Linked DNA regions of Homo sapiens: regions 1, 2, 3 and 5 are each linked to region 4. A link is a loop called in an ENCODE intact Hi-C map of the cell type or tissue named here. Cell type or tissue: dorsolateral prefrontal cortex. All regions are shown on one strand.

Evidence for each region. A loop is a pair of places that touch in the nucleus more often than their neighbours do. Peaks named below come from ENCODE experiments on the same cell type or tissue, not always from the same donor. Only the 100,000 strongest peaks of a DNase experiment are listed, where the experiment ranks them.
Region 1: it touches region 4 in a loop (9-fold over the local background); 55 of 110 quality-filtered maps call a loop at or near these places.
Region 2: it touches region 4 in a loop (9-fold over the local background); 70 of 110 quality-filtered maps call a loop at or near these places.
Region 3: it touches region 4 in a loop (4-fold over the local background); 9 of 110 quality-filtered maps call a loop at or near these places.
Region 5: a loop joins it to region 4, with 4 times the contacts of the local background. A loop is called at or near these places in 55 of 110 quality-filtered maps.

Annotation. Positions count from the first base shown.
Region 1 is chr11:133,154,539-133,159,538 of GRCh38, reverse strand. The region is part of intron 1 of OPCML (opioid binding protein/cell adhesion molecule like); the gene reads left to right. Among named protein-coding and RNA genes, the nearest start is that of OPCML-IT1, 210 kb to the left of the region's middle. In dorsolateral prefrontal cortex, a CTCF peak has its summit at 2,170 (motif pointing right); a DNase peak (open chromatin) is centred at 2,209; H3K4me3 peaks cover 749 bases; H3K27ac peaks cover 1,035 bases; H3K27me3 peaks cover 1,172 bases.
Region 2 is chr11:133,832,732-133,837,731 of GRCh38, reverse strand. It overlaps a transcript of SPATA19 not described here. Among named protein-coding and RNA genes, the nearest start is that of SPATA19, 10 kb to the left of the region's middle. In dorsolateral prefrontal cortex, a CTCF peak has its summit at 2,366 (motif pointing right); a DNase peak (open chromatin) is centred at 2,391; H3K27ac peaks cover 474 bases.
Region 3 is chr11:133,812,937-133,817,936 of GRCh38, reverse strand. No RefSeq gene overlaps it. Among named protein-coding and RNA genes, the nearest start is that of LINC02743, 5.1 kb to the right of the region's middle. In dorsolateral prefrontal cortex, no CTCF peak of the experiment used is centred here; DNase peaks (open chromatin) are centred at 1,586 and 2,056; H3K27ac peaks cover 1,202 bases.
Region 4 is chr11:133,081,005-133,086,004 of GRCh38, reverse strand. The region is part of intron 1 of OPCML (opioid binding protein/cell adhesion molecule like); the gene reads left to right. Among named protein-coding and RNA genes, the nearest start is that of OPCML-IT1, 280 kb to the left of the region's middle. RefSeq lists a silencer at 2,833-3,192. In dorsolateral prefrontal cortex, CTCF peaks have their summits at 2,828 and 3,029 (motif pointing left); a DNase peak (open chromatin) is centred at 3,004; H3K4me3 peaks cover 857 bases; H3K27ac peaks cover 728 bases; H3K27me3 peaks cover 1,220 bases.
Region 5 is chr11:133,161,409-133,166,408 of GRCh38, reverse strand. All of the region lies in intron 1 of OPCML (opioid binding protein/cell adhesion molecule like), which reads left to right. Among named protein-coding and RNA genes, the nearest start is that of OPCML-IT1, 200 kb to the left of the region's middle. In dorsolateral prefrontal cortex, a CTCF peak has its summit at 2,769 (motif pointing right); a DNase peak (open chromatin) is centred at 1,207; H3K27ac peaks cover 654 bases.

The sequences.
Region 1 (5,000 bases), 74 kb before region 4:
GCAGAAATTTTATTATTCACTGCATCCCTGTCTTCCCTCTAATGTGAGATTGACAATCTGCCATTTAGTGGCCCCTCTGTCAGTCTTGGTGCAGAGCAAATACCCTGTGGGACAGAAGAATGTGTCCTTGTGAGTGAGAAGCACATAGCTTCTTGCCACTGCCTCTAACATTTAGGGCCACTTGTTGTCGGATCATAACTGAACCTGTCCTGACTGAGGCATACATCGTGCCCCAGGGACCTCTGACCTCTCCCTTTCCACAGGAGCCAGAACCCAGGGCAGAGCCCTCATGGGAATGAAGCATCCCATTCAGAAATGCTTGTCGGGATGCAGAGAATGGGCTAACATGTTTTCAGATGCCTAGGTCGTGAAGATTTCTAAAAACCCCGCATCTTATCAGTCTCACTCAGGATCAGCAAACCACCTTATTTCACTTTCCATTAGCTTGGGAGTGCTTTGCAGAAGAGAGAAGAAAAGGCAGGAAAGACTTCCCAAATCATTTCAGGAACTGGAGAGTGATTTCACTCATCTTATTAACAAGCCTGTGATGAAGGGAACATGCCACCTGAGTGTGCAATTCATCGGTGTCACTGTTTTGCCTGGTTCAAATCAACTATGGGAGATAGGCTGTTGACCACATTTCTGCCCTCGCTGGTGGTACGAATGGCCCCCTCCAGACAGGAGGAAAGCAGTCAGCCCTCCCTGAGAGGGGTTCTTCAGGATTTCCTTCCCCTTTCTAATGAGGGGCTTTCATACCTCCTAGAAATTTTTTTTAATTTTCATTTTATTTTATTTTATTTTATTTTATTTTATTTTATTTTATTTTTTTAATTTTATTTTTAGACAGAGTCTCACTCTGTCACCAGGCTGGAGTGCAGTGGCGTGATCTTGGCTCACTGCAACCTCCACCTCCCAGGTTCAAGTGATTCTCCTGCCTCAGCCTCCTGAGTAGCTGGGACTACAGGCGCCCGCCACCATGCCTGACTAATTTTTGTATTTTTAGTAGAGATGGGGTTTCACCATGTTGGCCAGGATGGTCTCTATCTCTTGACCTCGTGATCCTCCCGCCTCAGCCTCCCAAAGTGCTGGTATTACAGGCGTGAGCCACCATGCCTGGCCCTGGATCTTATTTTTAGAAATGAATCTGAGATAGGAATATAGTATTTGTATTCTTGACACCTTCCTTATAATTATCATTTACTTGATGAGATTATTGCTTTGTTTTGGGTTTCTCAACTAAGCCTCTCATTATATTTTGTTCGGAAACACAAACCATCTTTGGGTATGGGGAAGAGGACTTCATTTCAGGAATCGGTACGGGAAGGGACTTGCCACACCTTCTAGAACTGAGTGCGTAGAACGCAAAAGTCCAACAATCCAGCCCCTGTCGGTAAAGCCCCAAATAGAGCCAAGCACCTGCCACTGCTGGGAAATGCATCTCTCCACCCTTATCTTTTTCCAGAGCCAAGTTCCAAATGCACATTGAAGACAAAGCTGAAATGTTTGTTTCTCCTTTCCCCTATTATTTTTCAATTTTCTGTGGCTCTGCACTTCCTGCTGGCCCTCACCAGAGACCTGAATACAGATCCCAGAGATGCAGCCTCTTGTATAACCAGTGCCCCCCGGGGCAAGCAGAATGATATGTTTTTGGAGATGTGCATTTTTTCTTTGCTCATTTTCTTGCATCAACGCAGAAGAGGAGGTAGTATGGGGTCTCAGATTTTTGGAAAGTAAAATTAAATTAGCAGGCTAGGTGGACACACCAAAATTGGACAATTTAGGTCCCATTTTCCTTGAGTTGTTTAGACAGATGGGTACAATTTTCACTTGCAGTTTGATCCAAAGGGGGAGTTGATGACTGGTTCTGAAATGAGCTTCCTTTATCCCTCCGTGAGCTAGTTGGAAAGATGCAAAGCAGAAGCCCAGGAAGCTGCTAACCAAGGAGATGGGGTGGCAGAGAGGGGAGCTGAGAAAAAGCGGAAGGATGGGCATTGCTGATAACTCCTCAGCTAAGCTTGCTGGTGATTAACCTGGTAATAAAAGTCAACTCTGTGAGTCAAGCCTGGATATGAAGAGAGAGCCCAAAATGGGTATAAAACAATCTCCCTTTGCTTAGAAATTGACAGCTGACGTTGTGTCCCCTCTGGGAGCCTGCAGGAGGCAGCCCAGCCCTGCTAGCATTCTGGGAGAGCTCCGACTGCAGCTGCCTGGACCTGATGAACAGCGAGATGCTTCCTTACAAACTCGATAGGGCAAAAGTTTTATCCGCAGCTTTTAATTTGTAAGGTCTTGTGATGGTTTTTCATAATGATGACAGCCTGCCCGTGGTGCCCGCAGTACACCGTGTGCGCGCCGACTTTTTCTTGTCCTTCAGCAAGAGCTATTTTGCTCATTAGCTTCAGTATGAGGGAGAAATTGCCGGCTCCCTCTGAAGATTTTGCCATTGGGTGACCTGATAAGCAGAATGCAAATGTGCAAATGTAGCCGGAGCCCAGCATCTCGTATCTCCGTGGCTGTAAGGATGCATTTCTTAAGTGGTTTCATGAGCTGAAACGTGTGGGGTGAGCAGGGAACAGGCTGCTGTGAGTGCTGCTGAGGGGGTTTGAGAGGCAGGGTTTCCAGGTGTTCTTAGTCCAGCTCCAGCAAGAGAGAAACTCTTAGGTGTCTTACTCAGGTTTTCAGGCAATTCATTTACAGCAACAACAAAACGAAACTCTACTTTTTGTTCTGCTTGCTTGGTGTTATTTTTAATTTTAGTTAGAAGTAGATTTTCTGTTGTGGGGATTCCAAATAGACATTTACCCAAGGGACACCATTTAATAGACATCCTTTGCAATAAACATTGGATTTTCTTCATAATTCTTTATAGGTAGCCTTGTGGTAAATTGTTACATATTACTTTTATTTTATGAACAACTCAACAACTTTTCATTAGCTCCTATTATGAGGAGGATTCTCCACTAAGGGGTGATGCAGAAACATGGCTCTTGCTCCCCAGAAAGTCTCAGCCTAGAGGCCTGATGAGAGGAGCAAATAGAGATGACTGGAATGCATGTGCTCAGCTGGCTGGTCTCTTGGCGTAGGTTCTGGGAATTCTGGGAACATAGAGAAGGGTCAGGAAGGGGCTCGCCCTCCCCACAGACAGTGGCGGTAAAACTGAGTCACCTAGGCTGAGGAAGAGTTGGCTAGATAGAGAAGAAAAACCCCGTAGAAATCTGTGCCTCCAGGTGGCTGCTAGGATCTTGAAATAAGATAGGCAGGGTGAAGGGTCCAGGTAACATGTTGAGTAAGCAGGGGGCAGTCATTCTATAGCATGTTGTAAGAGGGTGGGGATTAGATAAGGATCGTATAAAAATGGGAGCTCTGTTTACCATGCTAAGAAATTGGGATTTCATCCTCAAGATCAAAGGATGACTTTAAAAATTGTGTAAGGAGGGGAGTGATAAGATCTGATTAGCCTTTCATAAAGATTCGTTAACGGCAAAGACAATGGACTGGTGAGAAATGAATACTGGTGGCAGAGTGTCTTGCTCTCCGATGGGTTAAATAAGAAATAAGATCCCGACCTTGCAAAAAGACACAGGACTAGAGAAGAGGGTGATTTGAGAGATACTCAGTAGGTACAAAGGTCAGGATCTTTTAATAGTTTGGATATGGGTGGTGAGAGGAAGAGGTGAGCAGGGATGGTCCCCAGGATTCTGATTCTGGAAAGTGGGTAGATGGAAAGCTGTGTCCAAAATGGGGACTGGAGGAGGAGGAATGAGCCAGGAGCAGGCATTCAGAGAGGAGATGTAGGTGTAAATTTAAATCTGCGGAGATGTCAAGTAGGCAGTTGAATAAATTTGAGTTCAGAAAAGAGTTCTGGCCTGCATGTAGATATGGATATAGACATATAGATGTATAGATTATATATAGTAGCCTGCTCGGCATAGTTAATCTGAGGGTGTGGGCTGGGTATGCGGGTGAAGTAAGGAGGCTTGGGGGCCTTTGCATGCAAGGAATTGTAGAAGCCCAGGAAAGATGAAAGGAAGGATATGGCCAAAAAGGTGGAGAAACTGCAGGAGCTGGTTTCACGGAAGCCAAGGTAGGAAAGTGTTTGGAGGACAGAGTGGTCAGAATGATCCCTAAGAAGGAGACGGGTGGTGAAAAATGATCTTTTGAAATTTACAAACTAGAGCTCTTCAGAGCTCGACAGATTCAATATTACAGTAGAAGCAGAAGGCAGATGATAGACGGAATGAAGGGTACAGGGAGGTGAGAAAAGAGAACTCCAAATGTAGACCACTCTTTCATAACATTTCTCTGTCAAAGGAGAAAAGGTGATGCATTCAAGACAGTAAAATGAAAGCAGGGATGGAGGCAAGTAAAGAGTCCCTCCTCTCACAGACTGTTGGTTTTCACTAGCAAGTATTTCCTCCTCCTCCTCCAGTTCTCTGCTCTGGCATTAAGAGACCTTCCCAGTAGCATAAGAGGTGAATTTCCCCTCAAGTACATACTCAGAGTGTGCCTCCTGTGGAAATCCTCAGCAATCTACACTAACCCAGGAATAGGATAAACAGGTTGCACTCTAATCCCATCTTGTATCACTCTTCTGGAAAGACACAAGCAACGGTTCTGGTGCAAAGTTCTCTGAGATAAGAAAAATTGCAATTCAAGGCAATGCAGAGCCGTGTCTTCCGTTCACAGAAACTTTGATTCTCATCTTTGCAAAGCTCAGCATTTTACTATCCTCCTCGCTATTCTTCCTTTCTCAGGCTTCACATTCCCTCCTCTTTTTTCCTTCTCCTTCTATTGGCCACCTCTCAGTCTGAACTCTTTCTCACTTCCCAATGTCCCCTCAACTGCTCATGACATATTTTGATAGTATTTTCCCTCGAATGGGCTTGAATTGTTTTCCTAATAAGTGGTGTTCCTCTGTAATTTTCAGGCAGCTTGTTAAGATACTGTTTTTTTTTACTTCTATTCTTTTTTATTATTATTATTTTTTAATGCTGATAATT
Region 2 (5,000 bases), 750 kb before region 4:
GTGTTTAGTGAGCCTTTCCCTCTGGGCTGTGACCTTTCTGTGTGATTCTCAGCTTCCCCCCTCATTGACCTTAGGAAAGACAGGAAGGCTAGAGGGGAGGGTCTGGAGTTGGGTATTCCCCTTCTCCCAGGCTGGCTTGGCCCTGGCAAAATAGTTTCCCTTGAGGGTGGGCTCTTGTTAAGGAGAACAGAATGCTCTGGACATATTTAAAAATGGCTACTTTCCCCTTCTCTTTTCATTGTGAGGAGCTAGTAGAGCTCCTAAAGGCAAAACTCATGAAAGTGTGGGGATCCCCCCAATGACTGGGCCCTGGACTTTTTAATAGTCAACATTGTCCACACTTAGCCTCCAGCAATTTGTCAGTTACAGTTTAGGTAGTTTAGGTTTTCCTGCCCAGCACTGTTTCCTGTGGAATTTTGTGTGCCTGGTCTTCTGTCCAGTAAGTTGTGAGTCTCTGTATCCAACTTTCTGCCTTTCCAGTCTTCAGGTCAGTGGTTTGCCTTCTGAGCTCAGTTCTCTGAGGGATTTAAGAAGAGTTGTTGATTTTCAATTTATTCAGTTCTTATTGTTAGGATGAGAGTGATGACTTCCAAGCTCTTTAAATATCAAACTAGAACCCGGAAGTCTTATTGAAGTATTTATTGAGTGTCCACGAGAATGACCACTGATGTTCGCTGAGCACTTTCTATATGCCTGGTCCTATCCAAGGACTTGAAATGTATCCAAGCACTAAGCCAAGCAGGCTTTGGCATAGATATTAGTATTATTATTAGAGAGGAGATAACACAACACGTAGGTTAAGTACCTTGACCAGAGTCACTTTGGTGACTGGAGAGTGCTAGAACCCCAGCCTGGCTTTCTTGACCACTTTGTTATGCTGTGTGTGCACCCCAGACCAGCCCTGGGAATACAGCAATAAATAAGACCCACCTGGTCCCTGCCCTGGTAGAACTTTCATTTTGATGAGGCAGATGAATTTTACACAAACTCATTAGTTGTGAGTCACAATTTTCATAACTACTTGAAAGGTGAAGTCTTACATATAATGGGAACTTGCCTTACTCAGAGAAGAGAACCTAGATTTCTATTTTAAAATCGTCATCCCCATTTTACAGATGAGGGACAGTCAGTCCAGAGAGGCTAAATAGCTTTCCTGATGTCATCCAGCCATGAAATGGCATAGCCAGAGTTTGAATCCAAATGGTCTCATGCCAGAGCCAGTGTCCTTAACCCCTGCCCTCTCCAGCAGAGCTGGGTGAAGGATCAATTCGGTTGTTGTTGGTGGTGAGCTTTACCTGCCAGACACTGCACAAGGAAGGGAGAGAGGCTAAGGTTCCTCCCCTGCCCCACTCTTCCTAGGGGCCAGGACACCTGGACTTTCTCTCCCCACCACCTTTCCCTCCCAGCCTCCCTTTGCCTGCATGCTCCAGTAAGGTAGGGCGAGGGAGTAGAGGATGAGTAGGAGGTAACCAGGCAGAGGGGCAGGAGAGCAGCCAGCCCTGGGCAGCAGCAAGTGAGAGGGCTCTGAGAGGGGAGAGAAGTCTGGCTTCATGGACACACCAAAAACCTATTCTGGCTAGATGGGAGAGAGGGAGTGAGAGGGGGCATGGGGGAGGCTGTCAAGAGGCCGGTTGGGCCATGTGGCAAGTGGAGACCTGGTTAAGGATCCTGCCTTATCCCAGCAGAGACAGGAAACAGGATGTGCAGGAATGTTAAAGCAGGAAGTGATTTTACACGTGGAGACAGGCTGTGCCAAAGGACGGCGGCAGAGAGCCCAGGAAGGATCCACTGGGCAGTGGCAGGTTCGTGTGAGATGGGAGCGGCGATCTGGCGATACATGGCTCCTGGAGTGGGGGAGAAGAAAGGTCCTGGGGGCACAGTTGGGGGATGGTGCTGCCATTAGCTCAGGTAGGTGGGCCTAAGTTGAGGAAATCAGTTCAACTTGGGTCCTGAGTCTGGGTCCCCATCAGATATCCCAGTGGTGATGGACACACAGGGCCTGGGTCCAGGGGAAGCTTGGAGAACACTGAAGGCAGAGAAGTGGCACAAGCCCAGGCTGCTGGAAAGGGGGTCCTGCCTGCTCGAGAATAGCTGCAGCCTGGATGTCAGCGGAGGAGAGGGGTGGAGAGGAGGTAAGCCGGCCTTCCTCAGAGCCCTGAGGGGGCTGTGCCCTTCCAAACGCTCACTCAGGTTTCTTGGGAAGGCAGGGAGCGGTGCTTGGCTTGCCAGAGCCCATGGTGCTGCTGCAGGGAGCACCTTTCTCTGAACTTAGTGGCCCTGGGAAGCAAGCAAAGGGAGGAAGCCCTCTCTCTCCACTATTGCAGCTGAGAAGCTGTTTCACTAGAAACCACCAGATGGTGACGTTTCCACACAAAAACCACATTTCCTGACGGTGACCTGGCCTTCCCTTTGAGTCAGCTCCTGCAGGCTGGGCCAGTAGAGATTTTAGCACCGTTTGGGAAGCCTCTGAAGATGGAGCACCTCTGAGTGTCTTCGTGTTGTTATGAATACAGTTCACATCCACCTGCCTGAACCACATAGCACCTATTCTTTCCAAGAACATTTGTGGAGCATTTATGCCCAGCACTGGGCCCGTGCTGTGTGAGGATACCCAGGTGAATGTTCTGTTATGTTCTCAAGGAGCTCAAATGGGTAGAAGGGCTGACTGCAAACAAATAATGAAATATTGTGTGAAAATAAGCCAAAAGGGTATAAATGGTAGAGCACAGAAGGGAGTGGTTTTCTCTGCTTGAGAGAAAAATTGTCAGCTGATTCCCAGAGGCAGTGATGCTTAAGCAGAGTTTTAGAGGCTTTCGCCAGGCTCTGACAACCAAGGAGAGGTCCTCCAGGCAAAGGGAAAGTCCAGTCCATGTCGCAAGGATGGAGGAGGGTTAGGGAACTGGGCCTGGCTGTCTGAATGTCTGGAATGCCGGTATGGTGGGTGGGGGTGTGGTGGGAGGAATGGCAGGAGAAGAGGCTGGGAGGTGGGTCAGGTGCTGAGAGGTGACAGGTGGGTGCAAAATAACCCCATGAAACTGGCAGAGGACCCGGGGGAGGAAGCATGGAAGAGCACCACGCTGGTCAGGTCTGGCTTCCCAGGGGAGAGAAGATGGGCCCAGGAAAAGAGGGGGAACACACGGCTTGCAGAAGGGGCTGGAGGGCAGCAGCCGGACAGGAATGGCTGAGTCACCCACAGGCTCCCACTGTCTGTCTCTCGCGCGCATCTGGAGTTTGGGGAGAGAGGGACCCATATTAGTATTATAGCCGCAGCTCCATCAAACCTAGGGTGGAAATGAAATCATTAAGTGGCTCAAATGGAGTTTTGTTCTGTGCATGATTAACCCCAGGAGGGGAGTTTGGGAACAAATATGCCTCCTCTACCTGTATTACAGGGGGACTGAGCTACGGTAAATTAAAAGAAAATCACTGGCAAATTTGGGACCAGTCAGCTGTGACCAAGCCATTTGTGTAGTTAAATGGAGCTGAAAGAACTAATCAAGGCTTTGTGGTCATGGATCCTTTGAGGGGAGAGGTGAGAGCTGGGGGTGGCAGGTGGGCGGGAAGCCAGTCCAGGAGGCCGCAGGTGGAGGTCTATCAAGGGACTGCTTGGTGGGGGTGGCAATGTGCGGTGCTGGCCTGTCTCTGTCTTGCAGGTCACTTCCTAATAGGACCTTGTTAATTCTGGACAGAGACAGGGGGGTCTCATGTGAGACAGACTCGTCCAGGCAGAGTCAAGCTCGGGAACACCAGAGAGACAGGGAGGGTGTGCCCACGTCCACCAGGGCAGGCGGCCTCCTGCGTGGGTCACTGCAGGGAGCAATGCGAGGTGCTGCTCCATGAACCGCACCCAGTGTTGTGAAGACCAAGCCACTGTCCTGGGGTGTCCACTGCGAGGTGGGGTGGGGCTCTGTCCCATCCCGAGAGGCGGAGTTTAGACACCCAGCCAAACCGGGACATGAAAACCGGGCGGGTGGTCTCCGATGCGGGAGAGGCTGCCTGGCGGGGGGCCAGCAGGGCAGGGGCAGGCGGAGGGCGGGGGTGCGCCGCGGGAAGGAGTGGAGCGGGCAGGGAGGCCCCGGGTTCCAGCGGGGCCTGAGACGCGCGATCAGGGCGCCGCGCGGCCGCGGAGTGGGGTGGCCCACGGGAGCCCAGACCCTCTCGGGGCTCAGCGGCCAGGGCGGGCGAGGCGCCCGCACCACCAGGCGACCGTGCGACGGCTTGCAGCGCTCGGCCACTGACCCACGTCATCCACGGGCCCGAGGGACCCCCGGCCCGACGCCCAGAGGCTTCTGCGGCTTCTCCCTTCGCGGGCCGGCCTGGGGAGGGCGCGGCACCACCCTGCCCTGAGGGACCGGGAACCTCGACCGGGGAGGCCACCCCGCCTCCGCCCGGCAGCCAGACGCAGTGTTCGACATGTTTTCCAATTACTTGGCAGGCTCCGCAGCGATGCTCGAAATTCATTTTCCATCCCGAGAGGGGAAAAACAAACGCAAGAGAAGGCAGCAGCTGCTCTCGGCGAGTTGGGAAACTTCGCCGCAACCAGCCGGAACCGGAGCGGGGCACCGGGCGGCTCGGGGTCCCCACCCCTTCCCCCACCCCCGCACCCCTGAACCCCCTACCCCGCGCCCCTCCCTCACCCCCGCACCCTCCATCCCCCTCCCCCTCCCCCTCCTCGCCCGCGAGGCTCCCCTGACTGTGGCCCCGGGCTCCTCCCGCCGCCCCTCCCCGCAGTCCCAGGCTCCTCTCCCAGCTCCTCCCCCCAGCCTCGCATCCCCCGCAGCCCCGCGTCCCCCTCCCAGCCCAGCGCCCGTCCCCGCTCGCTCCCGGAGCCACTGCCCTCCCCCGTCAGCCTCCTTCGAGCTTATTCTCTGGGCCTCTGGACCACAACAAGGTCCGCAGCCCGAAGGTCCCCAACCGGTGGGTTTGATCGCGGTGGGGAGGACAGGGCAGGACTTCGCGGGGCGGGCGGTGAGTGCAGAAAGTCCACACCCGCAGCTGCC
Region 3 (5,000 bases), 730 kb before region 4:
CCCCTTTCTTGAGGGGAGTTGTTGAGGGTGGTAGGGAGAATGGTGGCCACATTGTCATATTTTGACCAGCACTGCCCAGAGCCGTGTCTCCCATGGTCACGTGTAGGACACACCAGTGTATCCCTCTGTCTTTGTGCAGCTGGGTCTGCCGACTCTGGGTTTAGGGCCTCTGGGCAGAGCACACGCTGTCCCTGGCTGGCCTCCGGTCTTGCTGCTCTGCCGGAGGCCAAGCTTAGCAGGGAAGGGCTCTGAGACAAGCATGTGCTGACTGGGTGGCCCAGAGTGCCTCCTTAGGGCTGGTGGCCTGAGTCTCAGGGCTTTGGGTGCAGGGGAGTAAGGAGAACAGGGGTGGAGCCGTGGGTGTGGAGAAGGCAGCCACAGTCTGGCAGAAGCTAGTTTGTGAACATGAGGTATATTCCTACTGGGGCCCTGGGCTCTCTGTTGTTGAAGTGTGGGGCTCAGAATTTATCGCCAAGAGCAGTCATTGGCTGTATTAGTTTTCTATTGCCGCCATGACAAATGATCACAAACTGAGGTCTTAAAACACAAACCTATCATCAGACAGTTTTGTAGGTTGGAAGTCCAGCTGAGCTAAGGTCAAGGTGTCAGCAGGGCTGTGTTCCACTCTGGATTCACTTTCTGCATTCACTTGCCCTTTCCAGCTTCTGGAGTTCTTCAGCTCATGGCCCACTTCTTCTGTCTTCAAAGCTGGCAACCTTGCATCTCTCTGACCACATCTTCCTTTGTGACCACAGCCGGGAAGGGTTTCTCTGCTTTTAAGGACTCATGTCATTAGACAGAGCCCATCTGGACAGCCCAGGATAACTCAAAGTGCTTAACCTTACTTACAGCTTCAAAGTCCCTTTTGCCATGCTAGGTGACCTATGCACAGAGTCTGGGGGTTTGCACGTGGCTGTCTCTGCTGGTACACTATTCTGCATACCACTGTAGTAGTATCTAGACAAGCCTGAGCAAGACCCTAGGAATGAGCTGCTGGGAAGGCCTGGCTCCCACAGAGCAGGGACTCTGGGACGGGGACAGTTAGGGAAGAGACATAGCGTGATATTACTGTGACTGGACTTTCAGCCTTGCTTTGGGCAGTGTGGAAGTGTGATGGCTAGATGCTCATAAACTCATTTCTTCTTCCCAGGGGCACAGCTGACATAAGCCTTCCTTATAGTTGTGTGGGGCCACAGGACTGAGTTGCGGCCAGTGAAATGTGGGTTGAGGTAAGGCGTGCTACTTCCAGGCACTGACCATGTGATCCTCCACACTGGCAGGATGCACAAGACCCAGGGGAGGCTGCTGAGCGCTGGTGATGGAGAATCAGCCAGACAGAAGACATCTGTGTGGGAGCTGTGACCCTCCCACACGTGTGGGATCACAATATGAATGACCACAAGACTCTATAGTGTTAAGCCATTGAATGATGGGATTCTTAGCTACCGGAGTTAGTCTCCCCAGAATAATATAGATATTGATGCCAGAAGTGGGTGCTTCCATAATAGAAATGCCTAAAACATGGGATATTGGCTTAATAGTCAGGCTGTGGGTGGTGAGGAGACACATCCAGGAGGCTGGAAGGCTGTCAAGCCCTGTGTTGTTGTGGCAAAGTGTTTGGTAGAACTTCACAGTGATGATCTGGAAGGGAGACCATGTGCCTGAGATTTTAGCACTAGGGGAAGTGTTTAGAAAATAGAACATTAGCAGTGTGTGTATATTTATGTGTGGTGGGCTTCTATTGTCTGCCTTTGGCAAAGTATCACAAGAAGAAGGAAGTTAGGAAATAATGAGCTGATTTAAAAGTAATATAAAAAGGGAGTAAGAAGAATGCAAAAGTGTGGTGCCTCAAACATGTTCCAACTATTATTGCTGTGTAACAAATTACCCTAAAACTTAGTGCATAAGCCATTTCTTACACTCCTGGCATCTGTGCATCAGAAATTCCAGCAGGACACAGCAGGGACATCTTGTCCCCGCTGCACAATGTTTGGGGCTCTGCTGGAAGACTTGAAGCTGGTGACTGGAATTATCAGAAGGCTGGTTCACTCGTGTGTTTGGCAGCTGATTCTGGCTGTTGCCTGGAGACTCAGTGCCTGTCCACATAGACTTCTCCCTTTGGTCTCCCCATGTGGGTTCATTTGAATTTCCTCACAGCGTGGTGGCTGGGTTGCCAGGCAGAAGTTCTATCACTTTACCACCTGGTCTCGGCAGTCAGGTGGTGTCACCTCTGCCTGATGTCAGTTGTTATTACCAAGTCACTAAGGTCAGCCCATATGCAGAGCAAGGGGAATCACGCTCCACCTCATGGTGGGCTGAGTGTCAAGGCTCTGGGAGAACACGTGGCGTTGGCAAGATTGTTATGGCCATGGCCCGTTTTGGGAAAATCCAGTCTGCCCCAGAGGGGTTGGAAAAGCTGGCTGCTTCCTTAACAGTAAGGGATGGGATTGAGAAGCATTGAGACAGAGACCCAATAACATGTTTCGATTGAAGAAAGTGATTTAATCCTGTAGCAGAAGGTTAGACTGGGATGCAGCTGTCCCATTCAAGCCTACTGTTCCACATAGTCTCAAGACAGCCGCTGAGAACAAGAGAGGTGGGAGGTAAGGGAGGAGACAACGAAATCAAGCACATCTTAGAATTATGTCTAGGAAAGAATCTTGAGAGTGTTTGCTTTGCAAATGGAGCTGCCTGGAAGCAAATGGATCAGACATGATTAAGTTTTTGAGTTCAAAAGGTCCACTAGAGGACTCTAAGACCCTACAAGATAGGGGAGCCAGGGATGGAAGGAGCCCAGACCCTCCTGACCCCCACACCTGCTCCTAATCATCCCTACTGGTCCACAGTAGACTGGGATACGAGCAAGAAATAAGCCTTTGGGGTTTCTGTAAATAGCAGTTAGTCTACCCTGACTAATACAAGCTGTTTTCCTGGCATATCCTTTGAAGGAATAGTAAATAACATTTGTAAGTGAGTCCACTTCTCTAATGGCCTGGCACACCAATTCCCTGCCTCTCCCACTCCCGCCAGCCATGGCTGATTACTTCAAGGATGTAGAGATGACAAACCAAGCCAGCCGGATTACGGACCTTGGGCATTTGGAATTGGGAGTTTAGCAGGCTGGTGTTTTGCATTTAGGATGAGATAAGCCCAGTGGATCTGGTGGGCTATGCAGCCGCTGCCTGCTGCTACACACAGAAGCAGGGGCCTGGGCTGCAGAGATGGCACTGCTGAGCAGATAGAGTGAGAGGACGCCATGCCCTGGGGTGTCAGGGAGGCGTCCCAGTGCTAGCCTGTGTCCCAGCTGTCGTTTCTTGGGTTCTGTGAGGTTCCTGAGTCATCTGATGGATTCCCTCTGGCCGAATCTAGTTTTAGTGAGTTTCATTTATCATAAATAAGTGTTGATTGAGACACAAGCAACAAAGAAGAGTGATCATGATATTTTGGGTGGAAAGAGGTTACAAATAGATTGTACATTATGATTTTGAACTTGTGACCATAATTATTATATAGATATATAAGAAATGTAGAGTAGACACCAACATATAAACAAGGGTTATCTCAGGAGCTGGAGGAGAGTATAGGTAATTGGTATTTAATTTTTCCTTTTTGCTGAGAATGTATATTGCTTATATTGCTTTAGTAATCCGAAAAAAATCAGGTTTCTTTTATATTATAGATTTGGGGGTACATGTGCAGGTTTGTTACAAGGGTATATTATGTGATGCTGATGTTTAGGGTACAACAGAACCGTTCGCCCAGGTACTGAGCATAGCACCCAAGAGGGAGTTTTTCAACCGTTGCCTTTCTCCCTTCCCCCTCCTCTAGTAGCTCCTACTGTCTACTGTTTCCATCTTTATGTCCATGAGTCCCCAGTGTCTAGCTCCCACTTACAAGTGAGAACATGTGGTATTTGGTTTTCTGTTTCTGCATTAATTTGCTTAAGACAACGGCCTCCAGCTGCATCCATGTTGCTGCAAAGGACATGATTTCATTCTTTGTTATGGCTGCATAGTATTCCATGGTGTATGTGTACCACATTTTCTTTATCCAATCCACCACTGATGGGTGCTTAGGTTGATTCCTTGTCTTTGCTGTTGTGAACAGTATTGTGAGGAACATATGAGTGCATGTGTCTTTTTGGTAGAATGCTTAATTTTTTTCGGGGGGTATATACCCAGTAATGTGATTGCTGGGTAAAAGGGTAATTCTATGTTTAGTTCTTTGAGAAATCTCCAAACTGCTTTCCACAGGGGCGGAACTAATTTGCATTCCCACCAGTAGTGTACAAACGTTTTCTTTTCTCCACAACTTTGCCAGCATCTGTTATTTTTTGACTTTTTAATAATAGTAATTGTGACTGGTGTGAGATGGTGTCTCACCGTGGTTTTCATTTGCATTTCTCTGATGATCAGTGATGCTGAGCGTTTTTTCATATGTTTGCTGCTTGTATGTCTTTTTTTGAGAAGTGTCTGTTCATGTCCTTTGTCCACTTTTTAATGTTTTTTGTGAGTTGAAAGTCAGGGATTTTTTTTTTTTTTTTTTTTTTTTTTTAGATGGAGTCTCGCTCTGTCACCAGGCTGGAGTGCAGTGACATGATCTAGGCTCACTGCAACCTCAGCCTCCCAGGTTCAAGTGATTCTTCTGCCTCAGCCTCCTGAGTAGCTGGGACTACAGGCATGGCCACCACACCTGGCTAATTTTTGTATTTTTAGTAGAGACAGCATGTCATTATATTCGCCAGGCTGGTCTCAAACTCCTGACCTCATGATCCGCCAGCCTCCGCCTCCCAAATGAAAATCAGTTTTTAAATATATGACCTACCTGAAAAGGAAACTGAGGAACACAAAACAAATTGAAAAACAGTTGGCAGATTTCTGGTTGGCAGGCTTTCACGTGGGCATGTCTCCCCTTGTAGAGGGGCCTTGGGTTTCCCATTCTGCACCAGCTGTGAGCCTCATTCAGTGGCCCTCTGTCCCTGTATTCTACCACAGTTCAGC
Region 4 (5,000 bases):
AGGATGGAATAAAGCAAAGAAGGATTTCAACTGCAGCAGGAAGGAGCCGAGTTAGATATTAGATGAACCGACAGGTTAATTAAACAATTCAACTAGCTTCCAGAGATGACTTGGCTACTGCAGATTTAACATACGCATGATCTCCTAGATTGCCTTCTACTTTTATAATTCATTCTCAGATCAGATATACACTAGAACCCAAGAAGTCTCTCTTCTCTTCTAGTTCTTTCCAACCTAGAATGCCTATTTAGACCTTCGTCAAAATTCCGACTTGTCTTTGAGGTGCACATGTACTTTTACCTTCTTTTGGTCTGTAAGATCTTTAATTCATGTAACATTCTGTTACATAGCACTCCTTTCTCATCAATAACATATGCCTTGGTACTTTATTGTATGAGAATATAAATTACATTCATCAGGCTACACCACTGCCTTCTTAGTTAATTGCTAGGTAAGGTTTGTCTTGCCAAATGCATTGAAAGCTCTTTCAAATCAATTCAACAAATAGTTTTTGCTCTATGTGCTGGGTACCAAAGGGATCCTCTTTAAAGATAAAGAAAACACCACCATTGATCTCAAAGAGCTTAGTGTCTGGTGTGGGGAATGGCATGCACACAGCTAATTAAAACACAGAGCTGTGTGTAACATGGCTGTGGCAGAGACAGAAAGGAGGTATTGTGTATGGAAGGTAATGAGGGGAAACTTCATGAAAGAGAAGCGTTTGAACACAGGGTGTGAACTCTGTCAATCCCAGGCAGATCTGTAGTTCTACTGTGGAGCCCCATGTCTGGCACATAGTAGGCAGCTACTCATGAAATGCACTGGGTTGTATGAATCAGTGAAGACATAAATATATTTTTCCAGGCAAAGGCATGAAGGAAGTGGGATCTAAATGGAAGGATGAACTTCAACATTAAATAAAGGAGTCCATTTAGCTGGATTTTACATAAACGGAAAGTGAAGGAGATAAACTTAGAAAAGTAAGTAGGAATGAGATATTTCAGTCCTTGAGTGACATAATACATGGTTTAATCTTTATTTGGTAGGTAATGAAAGCAGAGTCGGACTTTGAACAGATGAACAATATGGTGGAGGCTTTTGATGTCAGTATTTTTATATCATGGTTCTTATAATAAATCTATATTGTATGGTAGATGCTCACTCATGCTTGAATTTGAGTTTGAGTTCTAAGTAAAAAAAAATGGCAAGGTTTTAAATAGAAATGATGGGAGTTACATTATAAAAACCACAGATATAACAGGTGATCTCATACTCGCAGTGCAGAAGGACATGGAGACCCCATGAGGCTGAGCAAGAGAGCTGGGCTTGGGGCCAGACCTCTCTGATCAGGCCAGGCCCTATCTGTCCGACTGCCTGGAGCGCCCCAATACGCCTCCCAGTGATGTGCTGCCTGACCCCAGATTGGCTTCCAAGCCAAGCCGAATATCCTTCAATTTCATTTTAAAGGAGGAAGTGCTTTGTTTTCAAACTTAGACACCCTCAAGAGATGCCTGCGTCAATATTTGCCTCCCTGGTATGAAGTTTTCTTTGTGGAAGCTGAATCTCTCAGCTGAAGCTTAACACCTCTTTCTGGGAAACTAAACAACGAAACTTGAATTTGAAAATTGACCTTCATCGGATGTTAATTAGCCTTCTTAAAACATTGATGGTTGAGAATGATAAGAACCAAATGATGTTTATGGAGTGCGCAGGGTGTGCAAGGCCCTGTGCAGGTGTCTGGGGGGTGGGCTTTGGAGAACTGCCAAGGTATGAATGCTGGTTCTGCCACTTACTAGTTGTTTGTTCCTGGAGGAGCTATTACCATTAGTTACTTTCCTAATTTATAAAATGAAACCAATAAGGCCTGCCCTACAGATCTTTTCTGTGGGTAGGTACAATGCACAATACAGTCTCCGCTTGCCAGTTAAAAAAAAAATGTCAAGAGAGGTCTCTGCTCTCAAAGAATTTGCCATCTAGTTAGGGAGACGAGGCGGGAGCATGCAAAAAGTCAATTAGTAACAAAGGATTGAAATAACAATTCCAGACAATAACAGAAAAGATGTCACAAGGCTGTATATGATTAATTGCCAAATGAATTTTTCACACAGTAAGAATTCAAAGAGAGAACATTTAGGATTGGGACATCTACCAAGTTCATCATCCCGTCATTCCGCAACCTTCCGTGCAGCGAATCCTTCCTGTCCTCGCGCTCACAGCCCATGTGGGATCCTGGGCTGGTCTGGAGGGCATCTGGCATTCCACATGGGCCTCCCGTTATTGGAGATGTGGTCTCTCCCCAGTGGCGAGGCCGTGTTCCAAAGGAATATCCTGCAGAATACTCCAAACCCAAGATAACTGTTCCAGTATGAATGGAGTGCCAGGTCTCTTTCCATTGCAAGTGGCGAACATGCAACTGAATCCAGCTTTGAGATGTGGATTTATCCACTCAATGGCTGGAACAATCCAGGTGCAATTCCTGGGAGCAGGCACGCTGGATGCATGGGCCGAGCCTTCCGGGGCCCTGCCTGGCCCCTCTCTGGCCCTTCCCAGGCTGGGGTGGGGTGGGGTTGGCTCCCTCAGGCCAGCCCTCTCCGCAGCCAGCGACCCGAGACAGGGGCACCAGTATCCGGGACTCAGGCTGGGGCAGTGGGAGCACACACGCATGCGGTCGCGGGGCCTCGGAGAGGGGCAGCTCAGAGGGGTCGGGTCTGGGAGTGAGACCACAGCGCGCGCCCGGCTCAGGCAAAGCCCGCGGCTCCCGCTCCCGCCGCTCAGTGCACCCGCGGGAAAGGCAGCAAAGCGAGCGGCGCCCCAGTGACTGTGCGGCCCGCTCGGCGGGGTGTGTGCGTGTGTGTGTGTGCGTGTGTGTGCGTGGTGTGTGTGATGTGAGTGTGGTGCGCACACGGGTGCCGTCGGGGCGCAGGCGGTGTTTCCGGGCGGGTGCCCTGTGGCTCCACCAGGCAGTGGCTGGGCTCGGCTGGGGCGTCCGCCGCGGGCTCCGGCGCTGACGGGCGCCCTCTGGCGGCCGCGCGGACGAGGTGCGGTCCCGGCGAGGCACTGGCGCGACGTCCGCCCCGGCCCCTGGCGCCCCCTTGCGGCGGTCTCCGGGCAGCGCGTCTGCCTGGGACGAGGTCGGCTCGGAGGGGCCCCCGGCACCCTGCAGGCTGGCGACCTCTCCGGGTTGGTGGGCCCCGCCCGGGCCGCGAGGAGGCCCAGGCGCCGGGGCGGGGAGGCCGCGCATGGGGTCCGCAGCGGCGGGACGGGCCGCGGGGGAGAAGCGGTCTCCAGAGGGGCCTTGAGCCCCTCGCCCGGCTTCGTAGCTGACAGGGCCGTGCCGTGCCGAGGGCTGTGCCACTCGGCGCAGAACGGGGTGGGGCGGGGGTAGTAAGAGGGGAAAGGGGGATGGGCGAGGGGGAGGAGAGGATGAGGAGGAGAGGAGGGGAAGGGGGATGGGCGAGGGGGAGGAGAGGATGAGGAGGGGAGGAGGGGAGGGTGGCAGGTGGGGAAGGGAAGAGGGGAGCGTGGGGAGGGGAGGATGGGGAGGATGGGGAGGAGGGGAAGAGAAAGGATGGGGAGGGGGGAGGATAGGGAGGAGAGGAGGGGTGCGGGGGAGGGGAAGAGGGGAGGGTGGGGAGGGGACGGCGCAGCGGGTCCTCTGCCTTGGGCAGACCCGGCCTTCCCTTTGCCCCAGCCGGGTGGAGCCCGGCTCGCCTACCCAAGGCCCCAAGACTCCAGCGCGGGAGCTGGTGGCTTCCAGGGGCTCCCGGAGTGGCCCAGGACCCCGGGTCGTGCGGACGCGGGGCTCCTCTAGAGGCTGGAGGGGAGCCGAGGCGGAGGCCCAGGCCCGGGCTTGTCCTGCCCTTGGCCTGGGGAGGGGTCCCTGAGCCGGGAGCTGCTCTGGGCCCGGGTCACCCCCGGCCGTCTCAGGGCTCTTAGCAGCAGGAATGGCGCCAGTAAAGAACGCGCGCTAGAAGGAAACGGCAGGACTCTGGGCACACTCGGGAGCAGGGACAGAACTTCCCGGGGCTGCTGAGGGACGCCTCCCAGGGGACCGCGCTCCCGTTGGGATGCAAGGGACAGATGCCTGGAAGAGAAAGGGCCTCACAGCACACGCTGGCGGCTGAAGGCTGCTGAGAAGGGTGGGGGCTGTATGCGGAGAGGGGCGGGGAGGGGCGCTGCCAGCGCTTCACCTGCCATTCGAACGGCGGGGGCTGGATGTTTACTGTGGCCTCAGTTTCTCCTTCTAGAAGGAGATTCTGGATTGGGTGATGAGTACCATTGATGTACCCCACAAAGCCTCCCCCTGGGGTTAAGAGGAGGTGCTTAGGTCCAGTAGCAGGATCCCCCTAGAGCAGGAGTGCATTTAATACACTATTGGGCTTATCCAAAGGGAGAATGTGATAGAAGCCTCCGTCTGTCATCTCAAGAAGAGAAGTCAATCTACTCCAGCTCAGGATGTGGAAAACAAAAGACGAGCTGTGAACACCAAATACAGTCCTGTGTAAGAGCGCTTCATTCATTCGCTCAGCCACTTGCGAATTCCTTACATATTCGTTGAGCTTGTGCTTTGTAGCACACACTGGGTTACGAATTGGGAAAGCAGAGAATCATCAGCCTCAGTTCCTAAGTTGCGGAATCTGTGATCTAGTGGAGGAGGCGTTCACTTAAATGATCAGCAGGATGCCGCATCCTCAGAGATGTCTGCTAGGTGGTACCAACGGGGCTGACATCCCAAAGGAAACGGAGAATTAACTGTTCAAAGAGCCCTAACCCTCCAGATGGAAGCACCAAGTCCTGTAAATATAAGGGATGGGTATACCTCCCCTCTCCACCAGGGACATCAGATGCGCCTGTCACCCTGAAGTCAGGAGCACACTGGGATGCTGCAGGAGTGTCCTACAAGGAATAGCTACATTGATTATCTCGGCTTCGGGTCCTTCCAATTCTAACACTTCCAATTTATGTTTGTGGATATAATGTTGAAACTGGTCCTCTCACCA
Region 5 (5,000 bases), 80 kb before region 4:
GAGCAGATCATCTCATCTTTATGTCACAGTTCCGTCATTTAGAATATGTGGATATTAATAGCACTTACTACTACCTGGCTATTGCATGGAGTAAATGAACTAGTGCATGTAAGGGACATATAACAGCTCCTAGCACCTAGGAATTACTATAGAAATGCTAGTTACTATTAAGAATTTATTTAGAGCACTGACTCTTCTACTGAACTGTGAGGATCTTGTAGGCATTGGTCATTCCTTAATGTTTTTATATTTTTTTCCCCAAAGCAAGCTTAGTTACTGCTGGTTAAAAGAACAGAGTGACTTTCATATAAAAGTGACTAACACAGCATCTGACAATTAATGAATCCAGTGAGTGAGTGAATGGGTGAATATGGAGTTTGTGGAATAGTAGTTGACACAGAATAGGCATTCGCTAAGTCTTTCAAGATGAAGAGGCATTGTCTTCATCACCGAGGCATCCGCTGGCCTTACAGCTGGATCCCACTGAGTCTTCAATTGCTTTTATTGAGGTATTCTGCGGTTGTGGTGTCCTAGGTCAGATTCTTCTTGTGTGGGATTTCAGGGTCCAGGGACCAGGGTGGTCTGGAGTTGTCAAAAAGCATCCTGGAGAAAACACGTGAAGTGAGCTTCAAGAATAGACCAGTAATCAAGAGCCTGGGGAGGAGAGAGGGCCTGCCAGCGCACAGCTTGGGTCTCCTTTTGCTTGATGCTGTGTGACAAAACAAACGTAAAACACAGGAAACAAAAAGCTGAGGGCACAGCCTCCACCCTCGGGGAAAAGACCATTATGTTAATTGGATAAGAACTTGGAGGAAATTTATTCCAATTGACCTTTAACTAGGAGAAAATATAAAATATTTGAAAACTTGGGAAGTATCAAGGCCCTAGGCTTACAGACAAAGAGGGAATGAGTTCCTCTGCAAACCCAGAGGAGCTGGGTTGTCCAGGCCCAGGGAAAAGGAACCCTTCGTTGAAACAAGGGTCCCTGGCCAGGGAGGGTCTCCAGGAGGCTCCTGCTGCAGCCAAGGTGCAGAGTTTTCTGGATGAAGGGGAGGGGCCCTTCCAGACCCTGTATACCTGAGTCCCTGGGTCTGAGCAAGCGTGACCCTGCAGAAGGCCTTTCTGCACAGCCTCAGCACCTCAGCTTTGGCACAGGAAAACCCTCGTCCCAGTGCGACTGGAGAGACAGACCATCTGCCTACACCAAGCCTCTGCAAAGCCCAGCAGAGAGCTGAGGCCATGCGGCTGCGCGGCAGCTTGCTGGACTGTGGCTCGGCTCACTGTAAGTGCTCTGGCTGTGACCAAATCACAAATATGTTTTGCTCTGAGTACCTTCCCCCTTAATTTTTAAATGTATATGTATTTCAAGGGAAATGAAATCCATGGGTTTCTAGTTCATTTACCCTTAAATCATTAAAATGCTGTTTAAGAACATTAGGCATCCAAGGAGCTTTTCCAGCTATTCTAATAAGCATTTGAAAGACTCTTTTCTCCCCTCAGGGACAGTTTCATCGGAAGCAAATGGACTCAGAGTTCCAGAGGATGCAGTTTGGTTTGGAATTCTATGTCAATGTTTTATGTAAGGCAAGGGATCCTAATCCTGGTGAAATATACAATCCCCTCAGTACAGGGAAGGCAGAAGAATAATTCTCTTGCTTTTACTGACTTTGGGTCTAGGAGAGCGCCTTTAACTTACACCTGGAATTATTGAGGAATAAATTGAACAGGAGATAACATTTATAGAGCACTGACTGCATACCAGCTCCTGGGCTCTGTGCCTTAATGTCTGTCATCCCTACATAATTACAAGGAAGGAATTGTCCTCGTTATTCAAATGAGGCTTAGAGAAATGAATCCTCTTACCTGCGGTCTCGAGTGATGGCACCTGAATCTATCATTCTGACTCGAAGCTCTTTCCCATCTCATGGCCTTGGACATTTTCCCAGGGTAAGAGTACCAGCTGGCTTTTCAAAGCACTGACAAGGTGCCCAAAACATTACCAAGAACATTTATTCATTCATTTGAGAAACATTTGTTGATGGCCCCAGTTCCAGGCACTAAGTTAGTACTCATACTGACCCCGCAAGAGAGGCATCATAGTTTCCATTCTACAGATAAGGAAAGGGTGGGTGTGTTGGGAAACAAGGCTCAGAGGGTCTGTTACTTGCCCAGAGCCACTTGTCTTTCTGCCACTTACCATCTGAGGCACAGAAGCTGCAGGCAAGGGGAACTCGAGGGCACTGCACTGTGGCTGCTCTGATCCGAGCAACTTTTTAAAAGTGACTTGGTATAAGGTCACTTAATACAGGAGCAAGTTAGCTCATGCCGTGGGTGGCTTCAAAGCCCTGCCCTTTGTGAAATAGGCAGAATGGCTGCTCTATTTTAAGTAGAAATGTTGCGTGTAAGACGTCAACCCCTTATTGGTAGAGGGGGAGGGACAATCTCATTCAGTTCATTAACAGGAGAGAATTTATCCACATAACACAGAAACACTAAGTCAAAAGCCGTATGAGAGATTTCTAATGAAAGTCTGGTTGGGGTTGCTGTGTGAGCAAAAGTAAAATGAAATTTGGGAGGGAGTAATGGCGCCTACTCATTTGAACCGCAGCTGCTATTTCTCTGTCCAGTATAATTATAGCGGAATTAAAGGAGACAGGAACACCTCTTTGCACTGCTAAAGTTAAAAAGTGGGTGGGAGAGCATTCTGAAATTAGTCCTTCCTGCAACACTCACACTGAAATGTTTGGAGAAAAAGGAACCACTAGAGGGTGCTGTCCAGACAGCCAGAAAGACGGAGAAGAGGCTGTGGTATACACCATATACTGAGATTGTCAGGAAGAAATTCATTCAAGAGGTATTGCAGTGGTCTGTAACTTTCAAACAAACTATTATTCCTGAATGACTCCTGCCTTTTAAACGTCTATGAACATGCCCCTTCCTGTCTGGTAGGAATGAGCCTTTGCTTTCTTCATGGGATGGGTGAGAGAACAATTTTCACTCTTGAGCACTGCCTCATATTTTCCTGGTATGTGCTCCAGGATTAAACTTTCAGATTTATTACATTTTCTATCTATGCAATTTTTGTCCTAAGGTCGTCACAGCAAACACTTCCACAGAGTCTCGGAATGTTTTATAAACCAGTCATGCAGGAACACGTGCTGTGGTGTAACATGCTGCCCCCAAATTAGAGAATGCTCAGCTTCTGTCCAGCTTGCCTAGCATCTGAAATAATGAGAGTGGCAAGGCTCGTAAGAGAAACGGAAACACAAGAAACATATTAAGACCTGGCACACAAATAAATAAAGTTTAACTGCACCAATGTCATCTCACAGTGGGAAAGTGATTTCTAAAAAGTTTTCAGACACACTACCTATGTTATCATTGCATCTTTGTAATGACGTCGTGCCTTAGGAGAGCCTTTCTTATCATTTCATACACTGTAAGCAGAGGCCCAAGGTGGCAAGGTCAAAACCGCAAGGCTGGTTACTAGCAGCGTCAAGATTCAAACTCTGGCTTTCTTTTTTCTGAGTCTGAAACACTCGTTTCGCTACTATGAAGGATTTCTTGGTTTTCAGTAGGCATACTGGTGAAATAGATTCATCTGGGATTTCTGGTAAGGAAACAACCGTGTATGCATGGAGCAGCTGAAGCCCGTAGCAGAAGGGGAAACACGCTAGCCTCTGCTATCTTTCCGGCTGACACAAACAGGGACCCTTTTCCTTTCTTCCCTCGTGGCTGTAACTGCAAAGTTTCTTGCATGAGGACACTGTCATGATGAACGGCACCCCTGTTTACCACCAAATCGGGTTGATGTGGCCGGCAGTGTGTATGTTTCTAAACAAGCCGGCAGCGGCAGTCCCAGATCCACACCCTCTCTCCCTGCACTGCCAGCACTGACATGACGGGAACCTGGCCGGCCCCCCAGCCAAAGCAAGATGGATTGAGATACAGAACTTTATTTTCTTTTTAAGCAAACATGAGCTAGAGTTGCTGTAACTCAGCCACGTTCCATTTTATCTTCATGTTAATGAAACCGCACAGCAAAATTCTGGGGCACGTGGAGGGCAAAGTCCGCTGCCTGCTCACCAGCCCTGAGAGTGCCTTCTTGTTGCTTCTGGGCCTTGTCCTGCACGTCTCAAAGGATATCGCCCATTTCATGGCCTGTGAGGCCATCACACCCCTTTAGTGAGAGTTCTTTCTCTCCCTCTCTTTCTCATCTTTTCTGCAGTGTAGACAATTTGCATGCACTTTCCCTTACCCCTGCCCTGCCAAGATCTAGGCATGGTTGATAGTGAACTGAGTAGTGTTCAAATTGGAAGAAAAAGAAAATCCCTGTCCCTCCTTTCAGTGGTTGAGGAAGTGGTCAATACAAAAGATCTATGTAGCATCATTTTATACAAAAAAAAAAAAAAAAAAAAAAAAAGACAGAGACTGCCTCTCTTACCTGTTACTTGTTGTGGTTATCCCTGATCTAGCAAGGAAAGTGTCACTGGAGGGTACCGGGAGGCAGGCACTGTGCTGGGTTTTGAAAATGGTTTTGGTTGTGCTGTTTTTCAGCATTGTTTTCTTCTGTGTCAAAATATTATTCATATACTTGGTTATAGATGCATTGAAATCCCAAGATATGCGTAGAATTGTGTTTCTTGAGGGTAGGAGATACAAACAAGTATATCCCACTCAAGATTATATATACATATACACATACATTTCCTCAGTTAATAATCAAATTACAATACAGTATATATTTCAAACTTCTCCATTTGATGTGAGTTATGGGAAATGCTAAGCACTGTTTCCATTATGTGGTGAACCTCAATATCGGCCAGCTGACAGAACTCTTCGGGATCCTCTGTAACTGTTCCCTAAGCTGTCCTGCCAGCCTCACTTATCCCTGCAAATAGACTATCTTTCTGCCAGCTGCCACTCACAGCTTTAAATCCCACGCTCCTGTCCATGCTATTACTCAGTTCTTAGAACACCTTCCTCACGCTTGTCTACCT